2 separate regions of the Homo sapiens genome follow, and region 2 is linked to region 1. Evidence: chromatin contacts called from ENCODE Hi-C data. All regions are on one chromosome and are shown on one strand. Each heading gives the region's core, a stretch centred on a gene start or an enhancer-like site at or near the end of the contact. The rest is flanking DNA. Distances are from core to core; before and after follow the strand shown.

Region 1 (5,845 bases), core at 363-2,862:
ATCCATTACAGTGCTGGCCAATCCAAACACCGTATCTAGAGGGCCTCCAGAATGGCACTTTTCCTGCATTTTAACCAGTATTCGTTAGCTTATAAAGGGTTTAGTCTATAAAGCAGCAGGGGCCCAGATTTCTGTGCAGCTAGTTGCAAGTAAAGGAAAGTGTTTCCTTAGGGGCAGTTTTGTTCTGAAGTGACCTTCCAAATCTGATGTATAAAGTGAGGCCTACAGAGTATTGTGAGGCTTGGAGTTTTTAACTGTTTTATTAAGGAAGACTTTTTTTTTTTTTTTTGAGACGGAGTTTCACTCTTGTTGCTCAGGCTGGAGTGCAATGGCACGAGGCTCATTGCAACCTCCGCCTCCCAGGTTCAAGTGATTCTCCTGCCTCAGGCTCCCGAGTAGCTGGGATTATAGGCATGTGCCACCATGCCTGGCTAATTTTTGTATTTTTAGTAGAGATGGGGTTTCTTCATGTTGGTCAGGCTGCTCTCGAACTCCCGACCTCAGGCGATCCTCCCGCCTCTGCCTCCCAAAGTGTTGGGATTACAGGCGTGAGCCACCACACCCGGCCCTAAGGAAGACATTTAGTAAACAATATATGCTAATGTAGAAAGCTCTGAAAATATGGAAAAGTCTAGGTAACACTAAAGTCTCCTATAGACCTTTTTAAAGGACTCGAACCAGTAGGTGTCTTGTTAGACTCAGCTACCTAGAACAGAGTTTAATGAAGATGAAGAGATTTGGCTTTTCCTGGATATGTAAATTATGTATATATCTAAATTTCAGTGAGAAAAGTCTCCAAATTCATCAAAATCAACCTCTTCAAACTTTCTCATCACACTCACTATATGGAGAGCCTGGAACATAAAACGGCTGAATGAGCAAGGACAGTTGGGGTCATCCATCAGTTCTGAGCTAGGCCAGTTCTGACCTCAGCCAGCCCTTAAGGGAAGGGAGGTCCTACTAAGCTATTTGGGGGGTGGGTGGTATTGGGAGTTAGCCATGACCCACAGACCTCTGGTTCCTTCCTTCAGTGCAGCTGAAAGACTCAGCTAAACCACCTAAAAAGGAACGCAAAGTGTGCACATCTCTGATACCTCAGGATGCCTTCCACCCCACCTTTCCCCAAATGCTTGTCCACATTATAGGGAGCAGCACCCTCCGGTACCCAAAAGGCCCAGCTGGCATGGGGATCACATGGGATGCAGAGGCACTAGAGAGGCAGAGCCGACTCTCCATTCGGTGGTAGCAAATTTCACCTGTGGGGAAGCCCAACCATCCCAGTTCCCACCAAGGGCCCAAGCCCGTGTCTGGAAGCTGCCCCCTACACCCAAACCCGCTGGCCAGAGCGGTGGACCCGCACCCACCTGAAGCACACATGCCCAGTAGTAGCCCAAGTAGAGGGCAACGGCAAGAGCCAAGAGCAGAGAGAAGGTGTCTGCCCAGGTGCCATTCTGGGGGCTCAGGAAGGAGCTCAGCATCTTGTGTTGGGGGCTTCCGACCCTCAGGCTCCTGGCTGGCCCCAGTTGGCCGGCTGTAACTCGCGGTCCCACCCGCCGCCCGCCATAGGCGGCCTGTGCAGGTCCGGTCCCCGCTGCAGGCAGTTTGCGCTGCTGGCCCCGCCCACCGCCGGTGCCCCGGGATGGGCGGCGAGAGGCGGCGCTAGTTGGTCGCGGGGCTGGGTGGCTGGTCGCCTAGTGCCTCGCGCGGATCTAACCCGAGTGACCTGCGAATGGCCTCCCGCCCTCCCCTGCCTTCTTCCCCTCCGCGGTTCTTGGCTGTGCAGCCCGAGACAAGCGGCCTCCCCCAGCTGCCATCTTGGTGCGGGGCATCTCCAGCTCCCTTAAACTCTTCCCCGGCGACGCCCCGAGTCCAGCAGCCTGGCCAGAGTCCCTTAGGCGCTCGCAGTCAGTCACGCACAGGACACAGCTACTCCTGCAGTGACATTCTGCTCTGTCACACACTACAGCCATTCACAGTGACCCTCACCAGTCACTGTCCGACTGTGACACCCCACACTGTCACAAAGCTTTCAGCTGCTCAGTGGTGGCATTGCAACACATGCACCTTCCTGCAGTGTCACTCTGCATTGTCTCATACAGTCCCTGCCACACAGTCCTCGTACAGTAGATAATTTGCTCACCACCCGCCCTGTACCAGGCACTTGATACAGACCCCCCATGTTACTGTCCGTGTCTTCATTGAAATATAGGAGGTCGTCTACTAAGAGTAGTGGCTTTCAACCTTGACTGCAGATCGGAATCATCTAGGATTTTTAAAACTACCAGTGCCCAGGCCCTACCCCCGATACAGTTAGTCTGGAGAGGAGCCTAGGTATCAATACACCGTAAAGCTTCTAGGAGGTCCACAAGTCATCAGGGCTTAACATGGTCCACACAAGAGAAGTACCAGCTGCCATGGGAGCACTGCGGAGGTGCCCGGACTTCACGCGAGGGTGTTCTAGCAGAGGGGGCAGCAAAGGCAAAAGCCTGGAGGTGAAGGATGTCTTAAGGGAACAAAGAAAGTTGGTGTGGCTGGAGCATGTGGGTGGTCAAGGACCACATAATTGCTGCAGTTTATCCTAGGGTCAGAGGAAAGCCATCCAGGGGTTTTAAGAAGGGAAGGGTGACATGAGTTATGTTTTAGGAGAATCATTCAGTTGCTTGGAGAATAGATTGGAGGAGGAGGAAAGTAGAAGCAGAGAGGCCACTGGGAGGCTGCTAACAGAACGCCAGGCTCAAAAGATGCCCGGACTGGAGGATACCCAGGAGAGGAGTGAAGATCTTCAAGATCAGTGGCAGAATTGATAGGACCTGGTAGTAGATTGGAGGCAGGGGAAGAAGGAGGAACATGGATGACCTCCAGGTTTCTGACTGCACAGATATAAAGTGTCCATCCCTGGGACAGGGAAACAGAGGAGAGGAAGGTTTGAAGAGGAAGATGATGCATTTAGACACAGACATGTAGAAGTTGGGGTGCTGGTAGGTGTTTTAACTGTGTTTCCTTAGGTTCTGTATTTGTCTATTTGGCATCCATAAATCACAGGGCCAACCTAATGGCCAAGGTTGTTTACATCTCCCCTACAATCCAGAGCTCACACTCTGAGCACTTCCTTTCTCTAACTTTCACATTCCAAGCCAGTATCTCCCCTGCCCTAAATCAACCCAGGACCAGGTAACCAGGACCTGTCCCTGTGCCCCAGAGCACTCTGGAATTATTCAAACTAGCCAGTCCCAAACTGCTTCTCCTGCCTTACTGGGAGAAGTAAACCCCAATAAAGGCCTGTACCTTCCCTTCGCTTCTTTCTGCCTCCTGAGTGACACTGGCACTTCCCCCTGTGACCGTGCCTTTTGTTTCTAGGGGAACTGCAAATAACATTAAGCTTTTCTTTCAATAGCAGTGACCTCTTCATGTCCTCACTCAGCCACCTTTATAAATTAAAACTCAGGCACAAATTAGTAGGATATTCAATGCCTGAAGTGGCCTGGGGCTTAGAGATTGGAGGTGGAGAATTGGCAATCATCAGCATTTAGGTGGTGTATTAGTTGGCAGTTTGCTGTAAGAAAGCACTACAAACTGGGTGTCTTAAACCAGGGGTCCCCAACCCCCTGGGCTGCAAATTGGTACTGGTCCATGACCTGGTAGGAACCAGGTGGCATAGCAGAAGGTGAGCAGGATGAGCAAGCATTACTGCCTGAGATCAGCAGTGGAATTAGATTCTCATAGGAGCGCAAACCCTATGTGAACTGCACACAAGAAGGATCTAGGTTGCGTGCTCCTTATTAGAATCTAATGCCTGTTGATCTGAGGTGGAAGTTTCATCCCAAAACCATCACCCTCACCCCCAACCCTTCTGATCTGTGGAAAGATTGTCTTCTCTGAGGCTGGGCACGTGGCTCACGCCTGTAACGCCCAATGCTTTGAGAGTTCAAGGCAGGCGGATCACCTGAGGTCAGGAGTTCGAGACCAGGCTGGCCAACATGGTGAAACCTCGTCCCTACTAAAAAAATACAAAAAAAGAAAAAAAAAAGAAAAAAAAAAAAAGATTGTCTTCTCTGAAACTGGTCCCTGGTGCCAAAAAGGTTGGGGACTGTCTTAAACAACAGAGATTTATTGTCTCACACTTCTGGAGACTAGAAGTCAAGACTGAAATATCAGTAGGGTGGGTTCATTCTGGGAACCGTGAGGAATAATCTATTCCATGCCTCTCCCCTGGCTTCTGGCATTTTGCTGGAAATCTTTGGCACTCCCTGACTGGTAGAAGCATCACCCTGATCTCTGTCTTCATCTTCACAAACATCTTAGTGAGTTTGTGCTGCTATAACAAAATCCCACAGACTGAGTAATTTACAAACAACAGAAATTTATTCCTCACAGTTCTGGAGACTGGGAAGTCCAAGATCCAGGCACTGGCAGGTTCGGTGTCTGTGAAGGTCCATTCCTCAGAGATGGTGCGTCTGGGTTTCCTCATGTGATGGAAGGGACAGAAAGGCAAGAGAGCAAGAGGGGTGAACTCTCTCAGAAACCTCTTTCATAAGGTCATTAATCCCTTCATGAGGGGAGAGCCCTCATGGTTTCATCATGTCCCAAAAGGCCCTACTCCTTTTTGGTTTTTTTCAGAGGCAGGATGTCGCTCTGTCACCAAGGTTGGAGTGCAGTGGCAGGATCACAGCTCACTGTAACCTCAAATTCCTGGACTCAAGGGATCTGCCTGCCTCAGCCTCCCAAATAGCTGGGACTACAGGCGTGCACCACCATGCCTAATTTTTATTTATTTATTTATTGTAGAGACACGGTCTCACTATGTTGCCCAGACTGGTCGAAAACTCCTGGCCTCAAGAGATCCTCACACTTCGGCCTCCCAAAGTGCTGGGATTACAGGTGTGAGCCACTGTGCCTGGCTTCCTCCTCTTAATATCACCACAATGGGGACTAAGTTTCAGCACATGAATTTGGTGGGATATTCAGGCCATAGCAATGTTCTTCCTATGTGTGTGTCTGTGTCCACATTTCCTCTTTTGATATGAACACCAGTCATATTGATTAGGGGCCCACCCTACTCCAGTATGACCTCATCTTAATGGATTACATCTGCAATGACCCTATTTCCAAATAAGGTCACAGTCTGAGGTATTGGAGGTTAAGACTTCAACATATAACTTTGTGAAGGACACGAGTCAATGCATAACAGTGATGGGAGCTAGGTGAGCAGATGAGCACATGAGCAGATGGAAAGTGAGGAGAGGGCCCTGAGGAACTCTGACGGTGAAGAAAATGGAGACCTTTTTGAAATGACCAGAGGTAGGAGAGGTATTGCCGAAACCAGCAGAATCCGTGATCTAAAAAGGCAGTGACAAGCAGTGTTCATCACTGGGAGGAGGACAGGATGAGAGTGGGCTTGTCGCTGTGATGACAGTGTCGCTGTGATGGAGTGTCACAAACAACTCAGGAAGAGTTCACCCTGACACCCCAATACATATGCCTCTAACACTCTGCACCGCCACACCCCTGGGCAGTCAGTCACACATTGGCCATACCCTGAAGCCCACACTATCATTTATTTTTTATTTATTTATTTATTTATTGAGACGGAGTCTCAGTCTTGCTTTGTCACCCAGGCTGGAGTGCAGTGGCGTGATCTCGGCTCACTGCAAGCTCCACCACCCAGGTTCATGCCATCCTCCTGCCTCAGCCTCCCGAGTAGCTGACACTACAGGCGCCCGTCACCATGCCCGGCTAATGTTTTTGTATTTTCAGTAGAGACGGGGTTTCACTGTGTTAACCAGGATGGTCTCCATCTCCTGACCTCGTGATCCACCCGCCTTGGCCTCCCAAAGTGGTGGGATTA
Region 2 (5,784 bases), core at 723-3,222, 370 kb before region 1:
TTTGCTTTGTTGGGTGAGAAGGGGAAAAAGAGAAGAGAAAGATATAAGTTCCTGCACCACTGAATACTAATACATATCATATGAGAGGGTAGTAGCCTTTTTATCTTCACTGCTTGCATCGACAGCACAGCTCCTCACCACTTACTCTTCTGACTCCTCCATCAACCCTGGGCTAATGGTCAGAAAAGGACTAAGCAGTGTCTTGGGGACTAATGAAAGGACAGCTACACTCATGGATTCCTTGGTGCCACATGCTCCTATCCTATGTGTTCCTGTGTCTGTTCTTCCCTCTTTTGCATTCCCTTTCATCTCTGTCTCTGTTTAGTCAGTCAAAGTCAGTAATAACTGTAATTCATAAATGAGTTTATATTCATGCTCTGCCACCATATCCAGAGGAGGATTCTGAAAATAAAACTGAGGGGTTGGGACTCCCCTGTCAAAATAATTCTCATTTGAGCTCTGAGGCCTACTTGTTTCCTGTGAAAATAGGGGCTGTCCTCTGCTCTTTCCTATTTTCTAAGGGGTGGTTGGTGGCCATGAGACAAACACCTGTTGACACTTGCAAACCACTGTGGGGGAAGGCTTCTGGACCCACAGTCTGTCTGGAGAGCATATGTTACACTTCCTGGAGAGTTACAGATCTTCCCAACTTTGGATCATTTCAGAGCAGGCTTATGAATAACTCCTTTCTGCATTTCAATCTCTCTGGTATGTTAGAAGATAGGCCAAAAATTCTGAACGGGACTCCAAAGATCAACAAGTCAGTCTCTTTTCTACTTAACCAATCTCTAACCCCAGGTATCACAAGACAACCTATCGGGTGAGCCAAGTCAGGTCTGCCCTCAAAACTGAACCACAGGCCGAGAACGGTGGCTCACGCCTGTAATCCCAGCATTTTGGGAGGCCAAGGCGGGCAAATCACCTGAGGTCGGGAGTTTGAGACCAGCCTGACCAACATGGAGAAACCCTGTCTCTACTAAAAATACAAAATTGGTCGGGCGTGGTGGCACATGCCTGTAATCCCAGCTACTTGGGAGGCTGAGGCAGGAGAATCTCTTGAACCCGGGAGGCAGAGGTTGCAGTGAGCCAAGATCGCGCCATTGCAGTCCAGCCTGGGCAACAAGAGTGAAACTCTGTCTCAAAACAACAACAACAACAAACTGAACCATAAAAACATTCCAATGTAAACAGCAGTCTTTAACCCACCATTACCCAATTAGGAAGTAGGGTACCTTACGTTTCTTTGGCAGCTAGTTCCAAAACACTCATCTTCCAGATTCTGAGAATAAATGTCATTTATTGGGATGGGAATGTGACAGGTTATAGTATCGTGGCATGGAGAGAGCGAGCTAGGAGTTGAGAAGGAACATAAAAGCTGTTTAAAGCTACTAACTCTGGGTTGAACTCCAGTTCCAAGTCCTTCGCTGGCTGTGTTAGTTTGAGCAAGTGCCCTGAGTCTCCTGTTATGTAAAATGAGACTAATAATAACGCTATCCCCTTCAAAAGGTGGTTTTGGGATTAAATGATATAAATGCACGTACAATACTTTACACAGTACCTGGCAGACACATACTGAGTATTCATCGTTAGCTATCGTTATTAGCCTTGCGATCCCGTGCAAATCATGTAACCTATTTGGGTACAATTCCGTCAACTGCAGAAGGCCTATCATGGAAACCGCCCTGCTTCCCTCCAGAGTTGTGAGGATTAAGAGAGTGCACTCAGAAAGTCAGGTACATCGAAGAGCGAGACGGACCGCTATGACGTAGGACCTGGGGCTGGCTGAAGGCTTGTGGGCGGGGCTTGGTCTTGAGTTTGCATGCGGCGACGGGATTGGTCAAGGAGAACATTCATGAAGCCCTCTCAAGGGCCCGCCCTAGATCTCACCGCGCTTGCGCACGTTCTGTTTGCTTCGCCGCAAAGTTACGTGTGACCTTGCGACGCGTGTTGCGCTCCGGTCGCATAAGCGTCAGTGCCTGTCGCTGCGGCTGCGTGGCGGGTTGTCCAGGTAACCACGGGAGTTGTCGCTGTCTAGGAGCATCTGAAAGACAGGTGTGCGTCATGCACTTGAAGCACCTGAGGACCCTGCTGAGCCCTCAGGTGAGGAATTGCGTGCCAGTCCCTCCCCCTTATGCTTTATGTTCCAAGAAAAGTGGGGGAACTGAAGTTTAATGATGTTGACCTCCTACTGTGTGCAGAAGGCTGTAAGGGATATAGCGATGATCTGGATCTTGGCCTGTCGATACAGCGTCCAGGAGGCGAGATGCAGGGCTAAGGACTTGTAGCTTTCCTTACATTTCATTCACATCAGTTGTGTACAGGCCCCATGCTGGGGTTCGTAGGAATCCCAAACCACCCGACTTATGTCCCTCCCTTCAGGAGGCTCGTATTAGAGGGTGAGGTGCACATGTAAGCAGCGAGTATGCATGTGCCCATAATTAAATAAGCGCCTTAGGTGCAAGCCCTGAAGGGGGAGTGCAAAGACCGAACCGTGTATTCTGATTCAGGAGAGGCTGGGCACTAGGGGAGGAGCCCTGAAACATGGTGAAGAAAGGGTGGGCTTTGGAGTTAGCACACCAGAATTTAAGTCCTAGCTCCACCACTACTTTCTTATTTTCTTTTTAAAATTTCTTACCTTGTCCTTATTTCAGGTCAACCACTACTTTATTTAACTATTTGAGACAGAGTTTTGCTCTGTTGCCCAGGCTGGAGTGCAGTGGCTCGATCTCACTGCAACCTCCGCCTCCCGGGTTCAAGGGATTTTCCTGCCATAGCCTCCCAAGTAGCTGGGATTACAGACGTGCGCTAGCACGCCCGGGTAATTTTTTGTTTCTTTGTTTGTTTTTGTTTTTGTTTTTTGTAGAGACGAGGTTTCCCCATGTTGCCCAGACTGGCCACCAGTACTTTAAACAAATGACCTGATATCTCTAACTTTAGCCTTTATTATACAATGTCTCGGAGCACTCACCAACTTCTTCATTTGAAAAAACATGAGTACTAATAGCAACTTTAGGGGACTTGGGGAAGAGTTATATAGAGTAATATACACAAAAGAGCATTGTAAACTGAAAAGCAGTGTGAAAAATTGATAGACAAGAGGAAAGGACATTCAAAATTCAAAGGACAGAATAATACAAAGCTAATAAGAATAAGATGTCTGGCCAGGCCCAGTGGCTCACACCTGTAATCCCAGCAATTTGGGAGGCCAAGGTGGGAGGATCACTTGAGCCCAAGATTCCAAGACCTCTACAAAAAAATTTTGACCAGGTGCGGTGGCTCACACCTGTAATCCCTGTACTTTGGGAGGCCGAGGCGGGCGGATCACCTGAGGTCAGGAGTTCAAGTCCAGCCTGGCCAACATGGTGAAACCCCATCTCTACTAAAAATGCAAAAATTAGCCGGGCGTGGCAGCAGCCGCCTGTAATCCCAGCTACTCAGGAGGCTGAGGAAGGAGAATCGCTTGAACCCGGGAGGTGGAGGTTGCAGTGAGCCGAGATCGTGCCACTGCACTCCAGCCTGGGGGACAAGAGTGAGACTTTGTCCAAAAAAAAAAAATTTTTTTTAAATAGCCTCGTGTGGTGGCAAGCACCTGTAGGCCCAGCTGCTGGGGTCACTGAAGTGGGAGGATCTCCTGAGCCCAGGAGGTCGAGGCTGCAGTGAGACGTGATCACACCACTGCACTCCAGCCTGGGTGACAGAGTGAGGCTGTGTCTTAAAAATAAATAAGATGTTCCATAACTGAGTGTGTAATATGTACTGGGGTACCTTAATAAAGAAATTGGGATTATGGTTTATGGATTTACACATACATGGATTTAATCATGGTTCTAGGCCAGGCGCAGTGGTTCATGCCTGTAAACCAAGCTCTTTGGGAGGCCGAGGCAGGCAGATCACCCGAGGTCAGGGGTTCGACACCATCCTGGCCAACGTGGTGAAACTACTAAAAATACAAAAATTAGCTAGATGTGGTGGCGCATGCCTGTAATCCCAGCTACTCGGGAGGCTGAGGCAGGAGAATCGCTTGAACTCAGGAGGCAGAGTTGCAGTGAGTCAAGATCGCACCACTGCACTCCAGCCTGGGTGACAGAGCGAGACTCTGCCTCAAAAAATAAATTAATTAAATAAATAAATCATGGTCCTACCACTTACAAACTGTATATGTGAACTTGGGCAAATTACTTAATCTTTTTGGGCTTCCATTCATCTATCTGTAAAAGGGGGATAATAATAGCATCTACCTCAGTGTTATGAGGTAAAATGAGATTATGCTTGTCAAGCACTTATCAAAATGCCTATTCTATGGTAAGTACTTGTTAAAGGCAAGCTCTTATTATTTTATTCCCTACCTCACTTAATAAAAAAATCTAGTGAGGTACATATTGTAGAGAAAGGAGAATTAATTGATTATGGAAATCAGGAAGGCTTCACAGAGGGTGTGGCATTTGGACAATAGGAGGAAATGAGAACACAGGCCGGGCGTGGTGGCTCACGCCTGTAATCCCAGCACTTCAGGAGGCCAAGGTGAGTGGATCACTTGAGGTCAGGAGTTCAAGACCAGCCTGGGCAATACGGTGAAACCATGTCTCTACCAAAAATATAAAAAAATTAGCCAGGCATGGTAGCACACGCCTATAGCCTCAGCTACTTGGGAGGCTGAGGCAGGAGAATCGCTTGAGCCCAAGAAACAGAGGTTGCAGTGAACTGAGATTGTGACACTGCACTCCAGTCTGGGGGACAGAGTGAGACTCCGTCAAAAAAAAAAAAAGAAGGAAATTAGAACAAAGATAGTTGTGCTCTCTCCTCAGTTGGAGAAAAAAATAAAAAGACAGAGATTTGTGCTCATTGCTCAGCAAGCTGTCCATTGAATCTGTACTTTAAAAATTTCTCCGCCCTAATGGAAAAATTGGAAATGAAATCCTCCTTCAGTCTCTCAAAATAAGATGATGTCATGATGCAGGTAGGGCTGAATGCCCAGAATTGGGCAAAGCGATAAAGCAGGAGGATCAGCAAAGATTGATGAGGAGCCCTCAGGCCTTCTAACCTAATATAATGAAGAGTTAGAGGATCATAGTGATGGTGGTGTGGCTATTTTCTGGTTTGAGGATTTGCAGGAAAATAGACTTTTTACTTCTGACTTTGGAGATAGGTGAGTTTGGAGTGTAAAGTGTCAATGTTTGAAGCCAGAACTCTAGTGTCCAAATAATTAAACAATTGGGGCAGAAGAAAAGCAGAATAAAATGTTTTGTTTTCAAGGAAGGAAACCCTTAGTAGCAGAGCTAGTCCCTTAGGACCAGAGCTAGTGTTGGAAGGGTCAGATCTGGTCAGAATAATTCACCTGGAGATAACTTCTAACTTGGGTTTCTCTGAAGTGGGTAGTTAAGAAGAAAAGAAAGTGGGATTATTCGTCCTGAGTCTCAACTCGTACTCGCCCATCCTGAACTCTCACTGTCTCTCCCTTTCCTTTCAAATAAGCCCAAACTCCTTTGCCTGGCTTCAAAGACTTCCTGAGCTGGCCTGTTTTTCCTGCCTTACCCCGTCTATTCTACTATTTATAAGGTATAATAGTTTCAAATAAACTAAATTACTGTTTCTTGTCCAGAATTTGCCTTTGCTCATTGCCATTCCTCCCATCTCAGATAACTTCCTACTCAACTGCATTCATTCTTCAAAGCTTAATTTTGATAATTTAAGCATAAAATTCTCTCAGGCTTCTCCAAACTATTGTAGTACTTTATACATACTTTAATAGGACTTTTCTATTTTGCACCATCTTATTAGACGTGG

The links. Hi-C counts contacts between places; a loop is a spot of excess contacts on that map. Pooled maps may share reads with other maps.
Region 2: a pooled map shows a loop between it and region 1 (4-fold over the local background). The contact joins the promoter of IFT172 here to the promoter of ABHD1 in region 1. A Hi-C loop is called at or near these places in 3 of 168 maps with a recorded cell type or tissue (CD8-positive, alpha-beta T cell, ascending aorta and naive thymus-derived CD4-positive, alpha-beta T cell), 2 of 37 single-sample maps with no recorded cell type and 12 of 50 pooled maps.

The regions. Positions count from the first base shown.
Region 1 is chr2:27,119,582-27,125,426 of GRCh38, reverse strand. It overlaps ABHD1 (abhydrolase domain containing 1), which reads right to left and starts at 1,612. Exons shown (of 9, transcript NM_032604.4): 1 at 1,365-1,612. The coding sequence starts at 1,478. RefSeq lists silencers at 1,528-1,667, 1,688-1,767.
Region 2 is chr2:27,485,931-27,491,714 of GRCh38, reverse strand. IFT172 (intraflagellar transport 172) reads left to right here and starts at 1,972. Exons shown (of 48, transcript NM_015662.3): 1 at 1,972-2,100. The coding sequence starts at 2,062.